Linked DNA regions of Homo sapiens: regions 2 and 3 are each linked to region 1. A link is a contact called in ENCODE Hi-C data. All regions are on one chromosome and are shown on one strand. The core of a region is the stretch at or near the end of the contact, and the rest is flanking DNA. Distances in the headings are between cores, read along the strand shown.

What was found. A loop is a pair of places that touch in the nucleus more often than their neighbours do. Pooled maps may share reads with other maps.
Region 2: a loop to region 1 is called in a pooled map, with 5 times the contacts of the local background. The contact joins the enhancer-like site here to the promoter of RAB31 in region 1. A Hi-C loop is called at or near these places in 12 of 37 single-sample maps with no recorded cell type and 9 of 50 pooled maps.
Region 3: a loop to region 1 is called in a map with no recorded cell type, with 8 times the contacts of the local background. The contact joins the promoter of ANKRD12 here to the promoter of RAB31 in region 1. A Hi-C loop is called at or near these places in 6 of 37 single-sample maps with no recorded cell type and 5 of 50 pooled maps.

Annotation. Positions count from the first base shown.
Region 1 is chr18:9,706,892-9,709,609 of GRCh38, forward strand. It overlaps RAB31 (RAB31, member RAS oncogene family), which reads left to right and starts at 1,410. Exons shown (of 7, transcript NM_006868.4): 1 at 1,410-1,553. The coding sequence starts at 1,515. LOC124904244 (a long non-coding RNA gene) reads right to left here and starts at 1,081. Exons shown (of 2, transcript XR_007066281.1): 1 at 1-1,081. It overlaps LOC105371981 (a long non-coding RNA gene), which reads left to right and starts at 1,781. Exons shown (of 2, transcript XR_935131.2): 1 at 1,781-2,718. RefSeq lists silencers at 1,105-1,674, 1,775-2,004.
Region 2 is chr18:9,068,418-9,071,135 of GRCh38, forward strand. No RefSeq gene overlaps it. Among named protein-coding and RNA genes, the nearest start is that of NDUFV2, 33 kb to the right of the region's middle. Within about 2 kb of position 1,399, at least 3 of the 41 ENCODE cell types and tissues checked have a DNase peak (open chromatin) inside an H3K27ac peak, as active enhancers do.
Region 3 is chr18:9,135,410-9,138,127 of GRCh38, forward strand. It overlaps ANKRD12 (ankyrin repeat domain 12), which reads left to right and starts at 1,372. Exons shown (of 13, transcript NM_015208.5): 1 at 1,372-1,556. It overlaps NDUFV2-AS1 (NDUFV2 antisense RNA 1), which reads right to left and starts at 1,311. Exons shown (of 3, transcript NR_110772.1): 1 at 955-1,311. RefSeq lists silencers at 474-647, 650-739, 1,090-1,439, 1,650-2,049, 2,090-2,139 and enhancers at 930-979, 1,470-1,519.

The sequences.
Region 1 (2,718 bases), core at 160-2,659:
CTCTTTTTACCCTGCCCACATAGAAGACTCTGCTTTGGATACAGAGTCAAGGACGGATACTGATACAATGGACCTGTAACTTGTCCATGGCTGCCTTTTGTACAGTTTAGTCCATTTGAGTAATCTCTACAAGCCTGCACCTCGAGGGCAAACTTCCTGCTCTTCTGGGGAATTTAATTGTGAATTGTCTGTTTCGGGGCCCATTTTGACTCCTGTATTCCAGGACTTATCTCTTTGGAGGCCTTGATTTGGAATTTCCCATTGGATGGGGCTACTTGGGTACTGGGTAGCTTCAACCTGGCTTCCGTAAGAACAAAGCCAGATGATCACGGTGGGTGGTCTGCTAGGAGAATGGAAATGCCATTGATTAAAATTGGAAGGTTAAGAGAGAGGCCTGAGAGTTTGGGATAGGAGATGAAGTTTCAAAAAATCAGTTTTTAAAAAAACATTTCCCATCTGAAATGCCAGTGAATTGTTCAGATAGATTACATTGAAAAGGCTGACATTTCTGTAGCAGCAACGAATGAAGTCATCCGAGTGGATGAGGTGCTCTAGGCCATACATGGAGAAGAGAACACAGTTACCCAAGCCTCCCCGACTGTGTGCGGCCACAGACTCTGCTCATTTCCCAGTTAGGAACGATGCAGGGGTCTGCTGGGATCTCCACGTTTCTACCTGTACCTCTGAGGACTGGGTTTCTGCCCACACGAGTTGCAGGATTTGCTCTACTGAGAAAAAGACTTTTGCTCCAGAAAGCAAGTTTCCCGTTTCAGACACGGACAGCGAGTTTTGCTTCTAGAATCATTTTCAGCTGCATACAGAAAAATGAACTTGGCTGAGCTGAAGAGCCACACATATGTTAAACGGAAGCTCGGGTATTAGGAACGTCGAGAAAGGCAGGCCGAAAAGTTAGCCCCCTTCTCCTCACCCCTGTCCTCACAGCGGCCCCTTCAGTGGCCTGACTTTTTCTGCGTGGGACCCAGAATGTCGCTTGAGGATGGGACCCCCGCAGACCTCCACGCGCTGCCACGCAAACGGCCTCGGCCGAGAGCATTCGCTTTCCAGATGAGAATGGCATCTTCAGGGACCCGCTGGTAGTGGGGCCAGGTCTCCACAGGGCCGGTCCAGTCCTTCCTACCCACCCGGGCCCTGCGGCCAGGCGGGGCCGGGAGGGGCGGATGCCGGAGGGCGCTGGGGGAGGCCGACCCGCGCGGGGCTGGTCCGAGGGCGGAGGCAATCCGCCGGCGACGCCGCAGGTCCCGGGTGGCTGACGCCGTCCGGGGGCGTTCCTGGGAGCTGGGGGCCGGCGAGGCTGGACCCGACGCGCCCGGGAGGAGCCGGCCGGCGGCCACGTGACCCACCGCGGCGGGGCCGGCGGCCCAGAAATAGCAGCGGCGGCGGTTCCGCCCGCGGGCGGCGCGAGCGAGGGGCAGAGGCGAGAGACGCCGGCGGGGCGCGGGCGCGGCGGCCCCGGAGGATGCTGCTGAGCCCCGGCACTGCCTGGCTGCGAGCACATGATGGCGATACGGGAGCTCAAAGTGTGCCTTCTCGGGGTGAGTCCTGGCCGCCACCCGCCGGCGGACCCCGGCCCGCGCTCTCGCGCCCCTTCGCTCCCCTATTCCCTGCGCGCTCAGTCCCCGTGATCCCCTCGCTCTCCGCACCCCTCTCGTAGCCCCCGTCCCCCTCGTCCGCGCGCCCCCTGGTTCCCCGGGTCCCCCTGGCTCCCCTAGTCCGTGCGCCCCTCGCTCTCCGCGCCCCTCGCTCTCCGCACCCCGCCTGTTCTCCGCCTCCCCGCCGTCCGTGCGCCCCTCTGGTCCGCCCCCGCTCTCACCCTGCCGGGGTCCGGGTCCGAGCCTGCCCCGGGCTTACTCCGCTCTTTCCTCCCGGCCCGCGAGTCCCCGGATCCGCGGCGACCTCGCGGGGACCCCCAGCGGGGACGGGGCAGTGGCGGCGAGTCTGGGGCCCCGAGGGCTTTCTCCTCCGCTTTTGATAGTTTCCTTCCGGCAGAAAGTTTAAGTTGCTCAGCCAAGTCGCTGAGTGCTCTTTTGCCTCCTGGGGGCAATTGATTTACTCACGTAAAACAGAAAAATAAAACCAAAAGCGAACCCAGCCAAGGGGGTGAAAGCCGAGGGCGCGGCCGGGGTGGAAGGTGAGGCAGTGACCTGTGCGGAGCGCGCCCTGCAAACTTCCCTGCTGCGGGTGAAAGAAGCTGCCTGGGAAAGTCCTCCCCACCATCACTCCCCTAAAGTGGGGTTTTCTCCGCCCGAAGAAGCCTTAAAGCAGCCAGAAACAAAAAAGCAGTCAATCCGTGCGGCCCGGGGACTGCAGACAGGGGACCCGGCGAGGACGCAGGGAGCCGCTGGCGAACCGCCCCTGGGAATTCAGATAAACGTAGGGTCGCTTCCTTTCGGGGGCCCACTCCGCATTCCAGAATTCCTTCTTCTAAAAGAAGAGCCGGTTCTAAGGGCGTTTTCAGCAGCCATTAGCATCTGGTGTACCCGCCCGTGTCATTGGCAAAGCTGGTCTCATGAAAACCATTTCCTAAAAAAGGGCAGCGAAAGGGTCGCATTCTTGTGCGAACTGATCTGTCAAGATGGGGGTACAAGAACTGTAGAAAGAGGAAATGATTTCGGTGAGGACTGAATTGTGCCAGCGTCTCTAGGCTTCCTCTAGGCTCTTGTGGAACCTCCGGCAGGCTCCCATCATCGGCTCCCATCA
Region 2 (2,718 bases), core at 149-2,648, 640 kb before region 1:
CCCCTAAAAACACAATAAGAAAGTTCCTCTTCCAGCTCTCCACTGTCTCTCCCACGCCTTGCCTTTCTCCTCCAGTCTCTTATGTCCCTCCTCCTCCCACACCTTTACCATCAATGCCTTTTGCACCTGAGGTCTGCCTGCCTTCTATGACTCAGAAGGACATAAACTAAGGGAGAAGGTGATTTCCAGCAGATGAGCAGACAGTATTCCAGTGAGACTCATAAAGTGGTAAGCAACCTCTGTGCTTTGAAAACATTGTTAACTTAAAATGGAATACTAGACCATCATGGAGCTCATCGTGACACTGGCCACTGTGAAGCCAAATTTCAAGTACGGAAAGTCACCCAATACAGTGCAATGTCACTGCAATTTACACGATGTGATATGAGAGTCTGTACCAAGAAGGCTCCTCTGCCCCAAATTTCTTGCCTTTCATCCATTTGCCCCACAACTCACGGGTGTTAAAGGGCATAACATTTTAACTATAACTTAAGGGAAACTAACTTTTTTTGTTTTGTTTTGTTTTGTTTTGAGATGGAGTTTTGTTCTTGTTGCCCAGGCTGGAGTACGGTGGCACTATCTCAGCCCACTGCAACCTCCGCCTCCCGGGTTCAAGCTATTATCCTGATTCAGCCTCCTGAGTAGCTGAGATTACAGGCGTGTGCCACCACACCTGGCTATTTTTTGTATTTTTAGTAGAGACAGGGTTTCACCATGTTAGCTAGGTTGGTCCCAAACTCCTGACCTCAGGAGATCTACCCACCTCAGCCTCCCAAAGTGCTGGGATTACAGGCGTGAGCCACCACACCCGGCCAACTTCAACTTTTTAACTTTAACTTGAGCACCACTTTTCTGGTCCTTCGAAGGCAAAAAAATCTGAGGAGATATGAGTATAGCAACCTTTGGGACCGGCACGGTGACTTGTGCCTATAATCCTAGCGCTTTGTGAGGCCGAGGCGGAGGGATGGCTTGAGGCAGGAGTTCGAGGCTGTAGTGAACTATGATCACACCACAGCACTCTAGCCTGAGGGACAGAGCAAGACCTTCCCTAAAAAAAATAAATAAAATAATTTAAAAATTTTTTAAACTCAACCATTGGTATTTATGGATCACTTATAGTAGGTAGGATGTTTTCAAGGTCTCCACTACAGTGCCTGTGTGCTTTGATTCTTAAAGAACGCTGTGAATGGTAGGTATTATTTTCCAGTTTACAAATGAATTAACCCAGGCTTCAAAAGGTTTGATGATTTGCCTGAGGCCACACAGCTGGTAAGGGGCAGGCCATGGTTGCCTCACCAAGTCCCTGCCCCTAATGTTACTGGAAGTGGATCCATAACATAAAAACAGCCTCTGGTGTTTCTGTAGCCCTCGTTGGTCTTATAGACTGCTCGTTCATTTTCTCATTTCCTCACGGGACACCCCCTTGAGGAGGCAAGCTGGGGGTATTTTTAGCAATGGTTTGTCAGTTCCACTTCCTCTGGGATAAGCTGCAGCAGGTGGGCGAAGGAAGGAGGAAGCAGAGAGGGACGACTGAGGAGAGAGACCGCGTGGAAGGGAAGGCCGTCACTCCTCTCCAGGCCCGTCCCACTCACGCAGAACACTGTCCTGATATTTGGGCAGCAGGAGGGTGCCCTGCTTCGAGAAGGAAAATTACCAGGGACCCGTGTGCTCTGTGAAATATGTAAGGCTCTACACAAGGAAGGAAAGCAGTTCCACTGAGATTGGTAATAAATAACATAGTTGTAAACAGAGTAAGAGAATAGAGTTAAGGGTCTCGCCAGACTGCCCCAAAAACAAAAAAAGTCCTTGTTGGGGTTCAGGCTCAGCTGTAGGCTTTAAATTGTTTAGGGATATTTACAGTTCTAAGATATAGAAATCTAGGGCAATGAAGGCTCCTGCAACTATTTAAATGGTATCTGTGAATTAGTGATTTATATTATTTCTTTCTGTTTGTTTTTTTTTGAGACAGGATCTCACTCTGTGGCCCAGGCCGGAGTGCAGTGGTGCAATCATCAGTCACTGCAGCCTTGACGTCCCACCTCAGCCTCCTGAGTAGCTGGGACTACAGGCGTGAGCCACTGTGCCCGGCTAATTTTTATTTTTTGTAGAGACAGCGTCTCCCTATGTTGTGCAGGCTGGTGTCAAACTCCTGGGCTCAAGTGATTCTCCCACCTCAGCCTCCCAAAGTGCTGAGATGACAGGCATGAGCCGTGGCACCTGGCAACTCGTGCTATTTCTAATAGCTACTTATGTTGAGCACCTACCATGAGGTGGGCACATCACCTATTGGCTTCTCATTTTCAGATTAGGATGCTGAAGCTCAGCTAGCAAGTTTCTGCATTGAAATTCAAAACTAGGATTGTCTTGCTTGAATGGCTTTGCGTCATCATGATGGAACTTCCAGAGATCAGTCATATGTTACCCCAGCATCAAAGAGAAAAGAATAGACTGGACTGGCGAGCATAGAGTTCCCATTTATGTGCCTCAAATTCCATCCCATTTACTACCTTGGGCATTTTAACAGCCTTTTAAAGAAATATGGGCAGGCGCGGTGGCTCACACCTGTAATCCCAGCACTTTGGGAGGCCACGGTGGGTGGATCACCTGAGGTCGGGAGTTCAAGTCCAGCCTGACCAACATGGAGAAACCCCGTCTCTACTAAAAATACAAAAATTAGCCAGGTGTGGTTATGCATGCCTGTAATCCCAGCTACTCAGG
Region 3 (2,718 bases), core at 122-2,621, 570 kb before region 1:
ACAGGCGTGAGCCACTGCGCTCGGCTATAACGATTATTTTTAAGTATGTCTTTAAGATTTTTTTTTTAATTGAGAGAAGGTAAACAACAGTTAATTTTCCAAGTGGCACAAAAAAGTAACAATGAAAATGTCCTACCCTGGAGCTCTCCTGACTTTCTCATAGGCGACTGTTTTTTTCTTTGTATTTCACATCATAAATAACCAAGTTAAATGTAACACTATTCCACCTCTAGCCATAAGGTGCTCTTTTTCTAGTCTTGTTGACCCTAAAGATTTGTAGGTGGGAGAAATCAGGAACCCAGGAAAGGAAAAACTCCTGATCTTTAATGCAGGTTTATGCTTTACATAGTAATTTGATGGGACCTCGCCGTCCCTGTCAGGTCTGAATGTCACTTCATCTGCTGTGATCACACCTGAACCCTCAGTTCATCAAGACGTTAAAGGACAGTGTAACATAAACTTGTAACTGCATGCACTAAGTCATAAACAGACGCTGTTGTTGCAGATTAACCTCTACGTAAATAACGCGCCCAGAAGGGAGTGAGTACACGCTGCTGCCACGCTGCGACGGTCAATTTTCCTCCGGCACCCTTCCTAGTACCTGAGCAGCTCCCTCTCAAATCCCCAACACTACGTGTGGGAGGGTGCACTGAATTCCTCTTTAAAAAGGCCACTGGAAGGCGTGGCTGGGAGGGGACGCGCTCTAGACCCCCTGGTGCCAGGGCAGGTGCACGCTACCGCGCTTTCGGGGCGGGGCCCAGGGCCCCACCTGAGGCGGGGGGCCGCGGGCTCTGGGCGTAGGTGCAGCTTCTCCGGCCTGGTGCGGGGCCAGACGGCCGCCGCCGGCTTAGCGGGGGAACTTCGCCTAGTCCTCGGGCTGCGGTCGCAGCGTCATTTTGCCTGAGTTGGATCACGCTCGTCCACCCACCCCGTGTAAAAATAACAGGTGAATACCCTATGTGGGGGTCCTCATCGCCGCCATTTCCAGAAGCTTCCAGTCACAGCCACTGCCACGGTCGCCACAAATGCTACTGCAGAGCCCGCTTGCCCAGCAGCGTCACCGGCGCCTGCCCTGCCTCTTCGCCCAGCCTTTGATTCCCCCTCCTTTGTCGGATAGTGTCTGCGGCGGGGAGGCGGTGACACTAGTCCGAGTGGGGCGTGGAGACCGACCAGCACGAAGGGCGGAGTTCCGGCCCGCACCCCTCCGCCGCCTGCCGCTTGGTACGTCCCGCTTCCCCGCCCTGCGGCTCGCGGAGCCTGGCTGAGCAGCAGGAGGGGCGGGCGCCGGGGGGCGGGGCGGTCACGCCGCCCGTCCCGTGCCCGCGGTAGTCACGTGTCCGCGGGTGTCACGTGCTCGCGTCGCAGCCAATCGCGGGGCGACGCTGTCCTGGGAGCGAGGAGGCTGTGGTGAGAGACGGACCGAGACCGGAGATGTTTTCAAGCCCGGCTCCGGCGGCTTTACAGGCGGCTGCAGCGGCGACGAAGACAACGACAGCGACGGCTACGCCGAAGCACTCGTTCCGGGGGTGAAGCCTCCTGCGCCGGCCTTGCCTCGGGTCCGTACGGGTGAGGGGGGCGTGGCGACAGGAAAGGAGGAAGGAGGGGCGCGGTTTCGAGCTTGTCCCCGGCGCCAGGGAGGAGATCCCCTCAGTTCTGCGCTGCTCCCGTTCCCCCTCCCCAGAGCAAGGTAGGGGACGCGCCCTGCCCGCCCCCCCCGGTCCCGACGCGCCGCCCGCCCAGCCTGGCCCGAGCCGTAGCTCGCCTGACAGTGACAGGCCGTTAGTGCCCCCCGGCGCGGGTCCGCCGGGGCCCCGCCCGCCGCCGCCCCTCCCGGCGTCGCGAGGAGCCGCGGCGCAGGTGGGAGCCGCCAACTGGGCGGGGGCGCTGCGCGGGGCGGGGCGGGGGCCGGGCGGAGGGCCGCGAGCTGGCCTCGTCGCGGGCGCCCCTCACCGCGGCTGGCGGGGCTGGGCTGCCGCCGCCTCCCGGAACATGGCGGGGCCGGAGGAGCGTGTGCGTGCGAGTGTGAGTGTGCGCGGCCGAGAGGGCGCCGCTGGCGTGCGGCGGTCGGACCCGCGGGGGCGGGGGCGCGCCCGGCCCGCCGCGCGTTCCCGCCGCCAGCCGCCGAGCGTGCGCCGACGCCGGGGAGTCTGCCGCGGCCGCTCGGGCCGGGAGCGTCGGAGGTACCCGGGTCCTGGGAGAGGTGGATGAAATCAAGAAGGGGAAATTGCTGCTTTAGTAGTGTCCGGGGAAAGAGCAGCCACTCTACAGTTCTGTCTTAAATGCCAGTGTAAAATAACCTTGCCGCATTGGACAGGCAGTTCCCGTCATCGTTTTTCAAGTACCCACTTGTGATGCTTCAAGACCCCTGGAGCACGTCAGGTTCTTAGATCTCGTTTTGAGGAGTGATGTGGAGTGACGCATCCTTACAGATCCCAAAGCGTTGAATAAACGGTTGTACAAAGAGGTATGCGAAGCTTAGCTGACAGCTGTTTTAGTAATAACAGTAAGACGCTGTCTGGGATAGGAAGTTACTGTTGCACTCGTTGAAACCTTAGGAAACATTTAAAGCAGTGTAGTCACCGGGATTGTAATTTCCACTGGACACCCGTGGTTAAACTGCGAACTAAGGTGAAGTGTGTTGCAGATCCAGTGCTGTGTATGTAATGGTTCGGAATTACCTCTAATCCTAAAGTTGAAATGAGCCTGCATCTGCAGTCA